Linked DNA regions of Homo sapiens: region 2 is linked to region 1. Evidence: chromatin contacts called from ENCODE Hi-C data. All regions are on one chromosome and are shown on one strand. Each heading gives the region's core, a stretch centred on a gene start or an enhancer-like site at or near the end of the contact. The rest is flanking DNA. Distances are from core to core; before and after follow the strand shown. Region 1 overlaps FLI1 (Fli-1 proto-oncogene, ETS transcription factor). Region 2 holds the start of APLP2 (amyloid beta precursor like protein 2).

Region 1 (4,849 bases), core at 955-3,454:
CTCCTGGCTTCATCATCAATTCTCTGCTGACCTTTAAGAATGTAATACTTTATTTCCCTTTTATCAAATGAGGGCATTTGGAATTTATCAAAAGGATAGTCACGAATCATGATCGAATGTTTATTGGGCTTATCAAAGAAAGGTATGGGCTTTGCCCTATACCTTTTCATTGAAAAATAATCTTGGCCAAAAGGAATCCCTATTATACATAATGGCGATTTCAGTTTCTCCATTTGCAAAATACTGGCATTGTACTTGCTTATTTTTAAGGTCATTTTTAGCTCTAATGCTTTATGCCACCATGAAAATATGATTTCCTATTAGGTAGAGCTCCATACTATTAACAGATGGTTTGCTTTTCTAGTTCCCAGATCCCTATAACCGTTTGTAATATTTCTTCTTAAGTATAAATGTGAACAAAGCACTTTAATTTAGCAAATAACCAGCTAAAGTGGTAGTCTTTGTCTTTTTTTAAAAAAATTTTATTTTAAAACTTACTAGTTAGACTGGTAGTCCTTGAAAGCCAATTTCTCTCCAATGAGTATTCCCTAGGTTTGTATTCAACACAGTTTGGTCGTTTGTCCTCTCCAAATCTCATGTTGAAGTATGATTCGCAGTGTTGGAGGTGGGGCCTGGTGGGAGGTGATTAGATCATGGGGGGCAGATCCCTGGTGAAGGAATTAGTGTCATCTCTGGGCGAGAAGTGAGTTCTGGCTCAGTTAGCTCGCCTGAGATCTGGTTGTTAAAAGAGTCTGGGACCTCCTCCTTCTCTCTCTTGCTCCTGCTCTTGCTATGTGACACGCTGGCTCCCCATTCACTTTCCACCACAATTGTATGCTTTCTGAGGCCTCATCAGAAGCAGATGCTGGCACCATGCTTTCTGTACAGCCTGCAGAACCATGAGCACCATGAGCCAAATAAACCTCTTTTCTTTATAAATTACCTAGCCTCAGATATTCCGTTATAGCTACAGAAAATGGATTAAGCTAGTGCTGTTCTATGGTACACTGTATTAGTCTGTTTTCACATTGCTGGTAAAGATATACCCGAGATGGGGCAATTTATAAAAGAAAGAAAGAGGTTTATTGGACTTACAGTTCCACATGGCTAGGGAGGCTTCACAATCATGGCGGAAGGCAAGGAGGAGAAAGTCACACCTTACACGGATGGCAGCAGGCAAAAAGAGAGCTTGTTTAAAAACCATCAGATGTCATGAAACCCATTCACTATCATGAGAACAGCACAGGAAAGACCCACCCCCAGAATTCAATCATCTCCCACCAGGTCCCTCCCGCAACATGTGGGAGTTATGGGAGCTTTGGGTGGGGACACAGAGCCAAAACATATCATACACTTTCCAAAGATCTATATCCTTGATATCCTGAGACATGAAGCAATTTCTCTCTACCCTTCATACTTCTCACCCATGGATAATAGAAATATATTGCCTGCTACACCTCCTGTGGTTTTAGAATCACTGTGAGGAATAAATACCCCAGGCTTTCTCATGGGGAGATCTGACTTCATTACTGAGGTCTCGCTAATGAGCAGACCTATAGCAGCTTTTTCTTTGGAAGTCTTCAGGTACACATCATTGCGAAGGTCAATCCTGTGTCCATCACTGAATGGCATAAATTTGTGAGGTGAACTGTTTAAAACAAAGATGGGCAGACTCCTCTCAGAAAATGAGGCCATGTTCCTAGAGGTCCAACTCTATGTAATGGTCTTAGGGGTGATGAAGCACTGTAGTCCTGCTTCTCACTCATACCTGCCCTCCAGAAAGGATAAAATTATAAATGTCCAATTAGAGTCTTTATTAGTCTCTTCCTATGTAGAATTTATCAATAGTTTGACAGTTCTGCAGCTCATGCATTTTCAGAAAAATCCTTCTTCAGTTTAAAACATTCCACCATTGTTTTTTGTTGTTGTTTTTTCAAATTGCATTGGGAAGAAGGTAAGGAGTATGTATAGAATACAATTCTGTGAACAAAGTGAGTGAGTTACTTGCTCCTTGAGGGCAGAAACTCTGGCCATTTGTCCTCAAGTCCTCAGTGCCTGACACATATCCATGTATTAATTGAGCTGCTTCTATGTGCCAGGTGCTGGAGTACAGCAGTAAAGCAGACAGGTATAGTTCCTCCTTGGACAGAGGTAATAGTCAAGGCAAAAAAAAAAAACAGTTATTGAGCTTGTTGTTATAAGTGCAAAGGGTTCTATGAAAGGGGAAGTATGGGGTGCCTCGGGAGGGCACAACGTGGGGACCTAACCTAGTCTCAGAGGTCAAAGGCTTCCTTAAGGAAGTGACATTTAGGCCGAACCCTGAAAGATAAGCCTCGGAGTCAGTATGAAAGAGAACAGGCCTTCCAATAAGTCTTTACTGGATGAGTGAATGAATGAAATGGCCACCCGGGGCATTGCTAAATTAAGTACCTTGAGCTTAGTCATCCTAACCATAGTCCCCCCAGGCATTATCTGTGTGGCCATAAGCCATTTTCTTAGCCACTCTCTTCTTCAGTAAAGGCAAGTAGAGTGTAATGAAGAATACTGTGAGAGGACAATTACCTTAGAAGGCATTATCAGACTAATGTTTTACTGAGTGCATAGAGTACATATCTATAGGTTAATATGCCTTTACTATGCAATGCATCCAGAAATTTCAAAGTCAAGAAGATTCTAGGAGGCTGAATTCCACCTTTAGAAATCTCAGCTATGAAAGCTCTGGGTTTCAACTTGATATAACTCTTCACTGGCCAGAAAAAAAAAAAAAAAAAAAAACGGCAACTCTTTGGCAAATAGAGCTCTGGAAGATGCGCTGGCTGGCGCCGACATAAACTGCTATCCTGATCTCCATCAAAGATGTGGGCCTTCTCATGCTGCAGTTTCCTCAACTGCAGAACAGGGAGATTCTTCCAATGATAATTTTACCTCGAAGTGATGTTGTAATAAAGATGGTGGTAAAAGCATTTTGCAAGACCAAAAAAAGAAACACCTACTAAACAGGCATGCTGTCTATATCTGGTGTTTGTTAGAATTTCTGAGGAAACCCTCTGGTCTAAGATTCTAGAGAGTCTACAGAGGTTGATAACTGGGATTGGCTTTTAAGATCTTTTCTGGAATGGCTGTTCCCTTTACCTCATTATTACTTTAAACAACTTTGGCAGGAGATATCAGTAATGCCAATAACAATAATGATGATGATGATGATGGTTACTGAGTAGTTACTGATGAGCCCAGCACTGTGCTAAACACTTGAAGGACCTTTTTTTTTTTTTTTTTTTGACAGAGTCTTGCTCTGTCACCAGGCTGGAGTGCAGTGGTGTAATCTCAGCTCACAGCAACCTCCGCCTCCCAGGTTCAAGCAATTCTCCTGCCTCAGCCTTCCGTGTAGCTTGGACTACAGGCACGCACCACCACGCCCAGCTAATTTTTGTATTTTTAGTAGAGACGGGGTTTCACCATGTTGGCCGGAATGGTCTCAATCTCTTGACCTCGTCATCCGCCAGCCTCAGCCTCCCAAAGTGCTGGGATGACAGGGGTGAGCTACCGCACCCGGCCCTTGAAGGCATTTTAGCACTTGACTTCCACCACAGCCCCAAGGAATCCATCTATCATGACTCGCACGCACCCAGTGAGAAGAACCAAGACATACGAAACTCAAGTGACTTGCCAAAAGTTGTGCAGCTAGCAGGTTCTGTCTGATACCAAAGACTTTACTCACTGCATATGTGAAATATTTTGAGATTTTCAGAATAAGAGCTCAGGGTTGCTAAGTGATTAAACATATACAATTAATTATTCCTGCCCTGGAAGACAAGAGTGTTACCATTAGCAGAAGTTTATTTTTGCAATTCCTCTGGCCTTCTGGTGTTCCCACATGCCTCCACCCCTTTTCCTAACGTATTGCTTGCCTGTTGTTTAAAGAAAACAAAAATTTATTCTCAAACTTGTCCAAATAGAAATGAATTGCATTAAAAATAGTGAAAGCCATGGTGAAGGACTGAAAAAGTTGAGGAGTCAATGACATTTGCAGAGCCCCTGCTGTGCAACTTCCATGGGACTACCAGGACCGAGGCTATATTTTATTAATAAGATCTCAATTTGTAAGGGTCATTTTATTATCTCCGTATCCCCCATCCCACCTCATTTAGTTGGATGATCTAGAGAGAAAACAGCATTTCTACCTTCTTGCAATGGAAACAATAGGCTTTGCTTGTGCCACTTTTATTTTCCCACTGGGGAATCTGAGAGATGACCTGATTGAATTCCACCCGTAAAGGTCATGCTTTGAATTCAAGGCAGAGGAAAAAAAATGAAGAAAACATTTTGCAATGATACCCCACGAGTCCTGAGCATGCTGGGGCCTCTCCTGGTTGCATTGTGGTCTGCTGATAAGGATAACATTAATGACAAGTGGAACATTTCCAGGACAAAGGAAATTCCCTGTTGTATTGTTTAAAGGAAGCCACCATCCACTAAGGAGAGCAAGGTTTGTGATGTAGGCACAGATTTCCCTGCAGGAGAGGCAGGGAGAGCTGCCAAGCTGCCTGTGAGTATGCCTGTCCTTAATTTCATCTGGGGAAGCATTTGCATGGTTAGAAGTCAATAAGGGGTCATGGCAGTTTATGGCATTGGTAGGGTTAGGAGCCAGACTGTTAGAAATGGAGGCACATTGGCTGGGGGAGTAAAAAGCCTGATTCATACAATGCAGCCCATTTAGGAATCATAGCAAAAGCACCAGGAGATTTAGAGAAGTTGATCTGGTTTTGAGTTTAAATTCTGGACCTCCTTCTCTCCCCACCCCCTCCAAGCCAAAATGTCAGAAAAGGGCCTGGTTTCCCTTTATGGAGTG
Region 2 (5,342 bases), core at 139-2,638, 1.4 Mb after region 1:
TCTTGTCAGTGACCTGAGAGAGGTATGGAATAACTAGGGAGCGAGTGCCACAGTGGGAAACATCCCTCTGAGCAATCAGAAGCGATATTTCAGCCGACTGAGCCGAGGAACAGTGAAAACGCTTCCAACAGGCAGATGTTGGGGAGAGGACATTGCAGGCGCAGAAGAGTGTTAGGAAGGGCTGTGAAATGGAAAGGTGTCGTCTTGGAGGAATCGGGCAGAGCCAGTTTACCCACAGGGAACTGGGCATGTAGGGGAGAGTGGTGCAGAATAAGGCTGGAAAATCCCGAGTTCTTACAGGCGCACTCGTCTACTCCGCGGACAGTCTCTTCCTTTCTATTGTCAGCGTCCTGGGGGTAGGGTTGTGTTATGCATTTAGTTGAACCTGAAGGGACTAGTCCAGGTCTCTCAGAAGGCAGTACCTAACTCACAGGCGACTGAAAGGAAACAAGGCCAGCGGAGCCCTGGCGGTGGCGAGGCTGTGCCAATTGCTAAATGGGGCAGCAGGACGTTTTTCTCTACTGAAGTGGCAATGCCGCGGAGCAGGAAGGCAGAGTAGCAGGTCTCCCGCTAGTGCGTCTCAACCGAAGAAGCGGCGTGATCTCTTCCTAAAACACACGAGGAAGGGGGCCTGGGCTGTGAGGCCGGCGTGGTTCTTGCACCCCTGGTCTCTATCCCTGCCTGGGCAACTGCTGGGAAGGAAGGGTCGGCAAGAGGCCTAAAGACCGGAGGCCAAGGGTGCGGAGCGCGGCCGGACTCAGAGGCGAGGACCCGGCGGAGAGGCCTGGGCGGAGCAGGGCGGGAGAGGCGCGCCCTGAGTAGGGCTCGGGGGAGGACGATGGCTGCCTCCTGCGGTCCTCCCCCTGCCTCGGGGGACGGCCCTTGGCAGACCGTCCCGGACTCCTAATTCATCCTGTTTTTAATAAAACCATTTCCAGAATCAAAAAGAGGGCGGTACCCAAAGGAGTCTGAAGAATGCCCAGCAGGGGCAGGGGAGCGGGGCGTGCCCGTATCGGGAGGCTGAAGGCTGACGGACCAGCGCAGCAGGGACAGATAACCGCGCCGGGGGGCGGAGGCCAGAGCCAGCCCCGCGCCCACAGGGTTGCGGCCCCAGACCCGCCGCGCGCACGCCCCCGCGCCTGGCGGCCACAGGGTCCGGAGCGGGGGCGGGGCCATCCGCGGCCGGGGGCGGGGCCGGGCGGGGGGCGCGCGGTTGGACCGGGCGGGAGGAGCAGGCTCTTCCATCTCCTGATTGGGTCTGGACCGCAAGGGGGCGGGGTCTTGAGGGGTTCTGCGGGCCGGCATTGGGAGCCGCAGAAGGAGGGCGTGGTAATATGAAGTCAGTTCCGGTTGGTGTAAAACCCCCGGGGCGGCGGCGAACTGGCTTTAGATGCTTCTGGGTCGCGGTGTGCTAAGCGAGGAGTCCGAGTGTGTGAGCTTGAGAGCCGCGCGCTAGAGCGACCCGGCGAGGGATGGCGGCCACCGGGACCGCGGCCGCCGCAGCCACGGGCAGGCTCCTGCTTCTGCTGCTGGTGGGGCTCACGGCGCCTGCCTTGGCGCTGGCCGGCTACATCGAGGTGGGGACCGGGCGAACGCCGGAGAGTCGTCTCCTTCGCCCGCCGGAGGAGCGCGGACTGCGGGCGGGCAGCGGGGTCCGCGGCAGGGCGGGCCGGCGGTGCGGCGCCGGGGGTCCGGCTCTGCGGCGGGTCTGGCGCGCCCTCCCCCGCCCGTCCCTGCTTGGCGCAGTGCTTAGCGCTGGAGGTCGGGCTGCCTCAGCCGCCGCAGAGGCCAAATGAAAGGCGTCGGGGCTGCTGGGGGCGGCCGTCCGCCTCGGCCGACCCAGCCCCCAACCCGCCCGCGGCGCCGCCACCTCCTCCGGGGACCCAGTGCCCCCGGGCGCCCGCCCCGCCCTCCCCCGGGACAATGCCAGGGCGCTCCTCTCCCGCCGGAGTCCGCGGCTGGGCTTTCTCCAGGGGCGGCCCCGCGCGGACCCCGTACGCTCCCTCGCGCGGCACCGGGGCCTCGGCTCCGGGCCTCCCACCTGCGAGCGGCGGGCTTCGCCTTTGTTGCCAGGTGGACGCGGCCCCGGCCTTCGCGCGCGGCAGGGATGCTGCGAGCCCCGGGGGAGCTCCCGCGCCAGGCCGCCCGCTGCTCCCTCTGCCGCCTGGGGCCGGGTCGCGGACGCGCATTTTTTAAGTGGCGCTGTTTGCCTGCGTCCGTAGACCGAGGAAACCCGCTCTGGGTGCGTTGACCGCTTTCGTGAGGGTTTCAGTGAGTAGGGAAGGTGCCCGCGAAGGCGTGTAAACTGTTGGAAAAATCGTCCTCTTCGGGTGTCAGAATTCCATCAGTGGTTGTGCTTCGAGGTCGCACCCTGAGCATCCCCGCTGCGAGAAAGGCGAAGCGGCAGGGCCGGGGGTTGGGGAGGCCGCGGGAGGGGGCGGGGGCGGCGGGGTCCGCGGTGCGGGCCGGAGCGGGCAGCCTTGGAGGAGCCCTGCTGTGGCCGAGGGAGACGGCGAGCTTGATCTTTACTTCCCTTCTCGAAGTGGTGCTTGAACTGCTGGTCTGGAATGTGTAGTTCTGGTGTCGTTTATTTCTTCTCCCTCTTCGCTCTTTTAAAAATTACAACTGGTTTCTGCATACTTAGCTAATTTCAGAGAGACCTGAAGACTGGATTTGATTGGGCATTAATTGAGAGCTTTCTTTTAAAGACCTCAGGTTTAGAATATATTTACTTCTACAGAATGTTCAAGTATTTCCACGGGTAAAAATAAATCTAATAAAAAGCCTCTCTGATGGAACGGCTTAACACCTTTGTATTCATCCAGTTTAAAGCTTTGTGACTGTGAGGGTAAGAAAGGAGTTCAGCTTTAAAGAGAAATAGTTAACGTTTATCTACAGAGGATTTTGGATTGCGATTGTTTCAGTGTGTCCACACAATGGTCAGAGTTGTATCTGTGATCCCTGATATGTCGCATGAAAACAGCTAGGTGAGTGAGATGGGAAGAAAAAATAAAGGCTTTCGTATGGAAGATGGGACTTCACTAGTGGGTCGGGTGTCAGAAACCATCGTTCACACTCGCACTCCACTTCCCACTGCTATGACTAATTTGAGGCATTAGTGAATTCACAGTAGAAGACTCAGCAGTTTTAAAGAATTCGTTAATACTTGTGTAGCGGGAAAAAATAATATGAGAATTCATTGTTGTGTGTTAAATTTGATTGTTAGCCACAGCGTTGTTCAGTTGAAAAGTATGGTTGAAGAAAGTAGGAATTAAACATTTCTGAAAAATGGTTTTATGGTAACTCCTGTTCTTTGGAGCTGTATTTTTGCTCACACTTACTAAATGATCTTTCAAGGGGCCTTTTGTCAAGCTATCAGAATTTTATTCATATGAATATAATTTGATTTTGTTTATTTGCTGTCAGGCAAGGGACTGTCGAAGCTTAATTTAGATGAGAGTGGCCTAAATCAGGATGTCTTTGGGAAGGCCCTGATTGAGATTAGCGAAAGGGATTCTGGCCAAATCCCTGATCAAGTTGCTTGGCACAGAATTATTGATTGGCAAATCTTTAGTGTTGCTTGGTGTTGACTGAATTAATCTCTTACACCTGTTTAAAAAGAAAAAGCTCACCTCTGGACTCAGGGTCACTTCCTCTCTTAAATCCGAGACAAGTTCTCCTGTGTGCATGCTCCCATTTGGGACTGAGACAGTATTGTGCTGAAACCCCGCATACTGTGCAGTGGATGACTAGGCTCCTGAGAACCGGAACTTGAGTTTGTTCTGTCACATTTGAAAGAAAGAAGGCCATTTGATTGCCAGTTTTCTGGAAACTCAAACCCAAATTAAAGGATGTCAACTGAGGCAGAGTAGAGAAGGCTTTGTGTTGGTGTTTCTGACAGGTGGTATGGGAGATGTGTAATTGTACCTTGGAGAGAAACCTTGGTGTGCTTCTGATAGGAATATCGTCTTTTTTTTTTTTTTTTTTTTGATACGGAGTCTCGCTCTGTCCCAGGCTGGAGTGCAATGGTGGGATCTCTGGGCTCACTGCAACTTCCGCCTTCCGAGTTCAAGCGATTCTCCTGCCTCAGACTCCCAAGTAGCTGGGATTGCAGGCGCCTGCCACCACGCCCAGCTAATTTTTGTATTTTTAGTAGAGACAGGGTTTCACCATGTTGGCCAGGCTGGTCTGGAACACCTGATCTCAGGTGATCCACCTGCCTCGGCCTCCCAAAGTGCTGGGATTACAGGCGTGAGCCACAGCGCCCGGCCCGTTATTTTTATCATAACTATGTTTTAAAAATCTTTTGATAAATACGATAAACTTCAGTTTTATCAATTAGTTCCTCCTTTTGTAGAGGGAATTTGTTTTACCATCTAAAGCCAGGCTTTCCCAGGGTGTAGCCACAAGCCACATGTGGTTATTGAGTCTGTAGGGTGACTAGTGTGAATGAGGAGTGAATTTTTCATTTTATTTAATTTTAATTAATTTAAGTTTACATTTAAAATCTGATTCAGTGGTTGGAAAACTTTTAACTGAAATAATTTGGTTATGCGAATTTACTTTTAAACTGTACATTTTATGAAATCTAAATGTAGATCAAGTATTTCCTATGAAAATTTAGCTTCTGAATTGAGATGTACTGGAAGTGTAACATACACATCAGATTTTGAAGATTTAATACAGAAGAATTAAAATCTCAATTTTTGTATTGACTAAATTGAAACAATACTTTAGACATGGGCTAAATAAAACATTAAAATTAATTTCACTTGTTTCTTTTCACTCTAATATGGTTCCTAGAAAATTTAATACTATGTATGTGGCTCACATTGTATTTCTGTTAGATGGTGCTGATTTAAAATTTTGCTTAAAGTTGGTCCTGCATATGTTTTTATTAGCAGAATTTTTTAATATGTTCCTATATTTTTCCACATAAAGTCTTGCTGGAAGTTGGCCCAACATGCTCTTAAGTATTTTTGTTAGAACAATTTTGAATGTGTTGATTTTTAAACTTTTTCAATTAAAAATGTTTTACTTAGAAATAACTTTAATCACCAGGCGCGGTGGCTCACGCCTGTAATCCTAGCACTTTGGGAGGCCGAGGTGGGTGGATCACGAGGTCAGGAGTTCGAGACCAGCCTGAGCAACATGGTGAAACTCCGTCTCTACTAAAAATACAAAAATTAGCTGGGCGAGATGGCGTGCGCCTGTAATCCCAGCTACTCAGGAGGCTGAGGCAGGAGAATCTGGGAGGTGGAGGTTACAGTGAGCCGAGATCACACCACTGCACTCCAGCCTGGGCAACAGAGCGAGACTCCATCTCAAGAAAACAAGAATAA

The links. Hi-C counts contacts between places; a loop is a spot of excess contacts on that map. Pooled maps may share reads with other maps.
Region 2: a loop to region 1 is called in a pooled map, with 4 times the contacts of the local background. The contact joins the promoter of APLP2 here to the enhancer-like site in region 1. A Hi-C loop is called at or near these places in 4 of 50 pooled maps.

Annotation. Positions count from the first base shown.
Region 1 is chr11:128,711,452-128,716,300 of GRCh38, forward strand. All of the region lies in intron 1 of FLI1 (Fli-1 proto-oncogene, ETS transcription factor), which reads left to right. Among named protein-coding and RNA genes, the nearest start is that of SENCR, 18 kb to the left of the region's middle. RefSeq lists enhancers at 4,156-4,681, 4,621-4,780. Within about 2 kb of position 2,205, at least 3 of the 41 ENCODE cell types and tissues checked have a DNase peak (open chromatin) inside an H3K27ac peak, as active enhancers do.
Region 2 is chr11:130,068,506-130,073,847 of GRCh38, forward strand. It overlaps APLP2 (amyloid beta precursor like protein 2), which reads left to right and starts at 1,389. Exons shown (of 17, transcript NM_001142276.2): 1 at 1,389-1,577. The coding sequence starts at 1,473. It overlaps LOC107984432 (a long non-coding RNA gene), which reads right to left and starts at 1,144. Exons shown (of 2, transcript XR_001748444.2): 1 at 959-1,144; 2 at 1-608. RefSeq lists enhancers at 80-580, 581-1,081 and silencers at 998-1,227, 1,618-1,747, 1,818-2,277.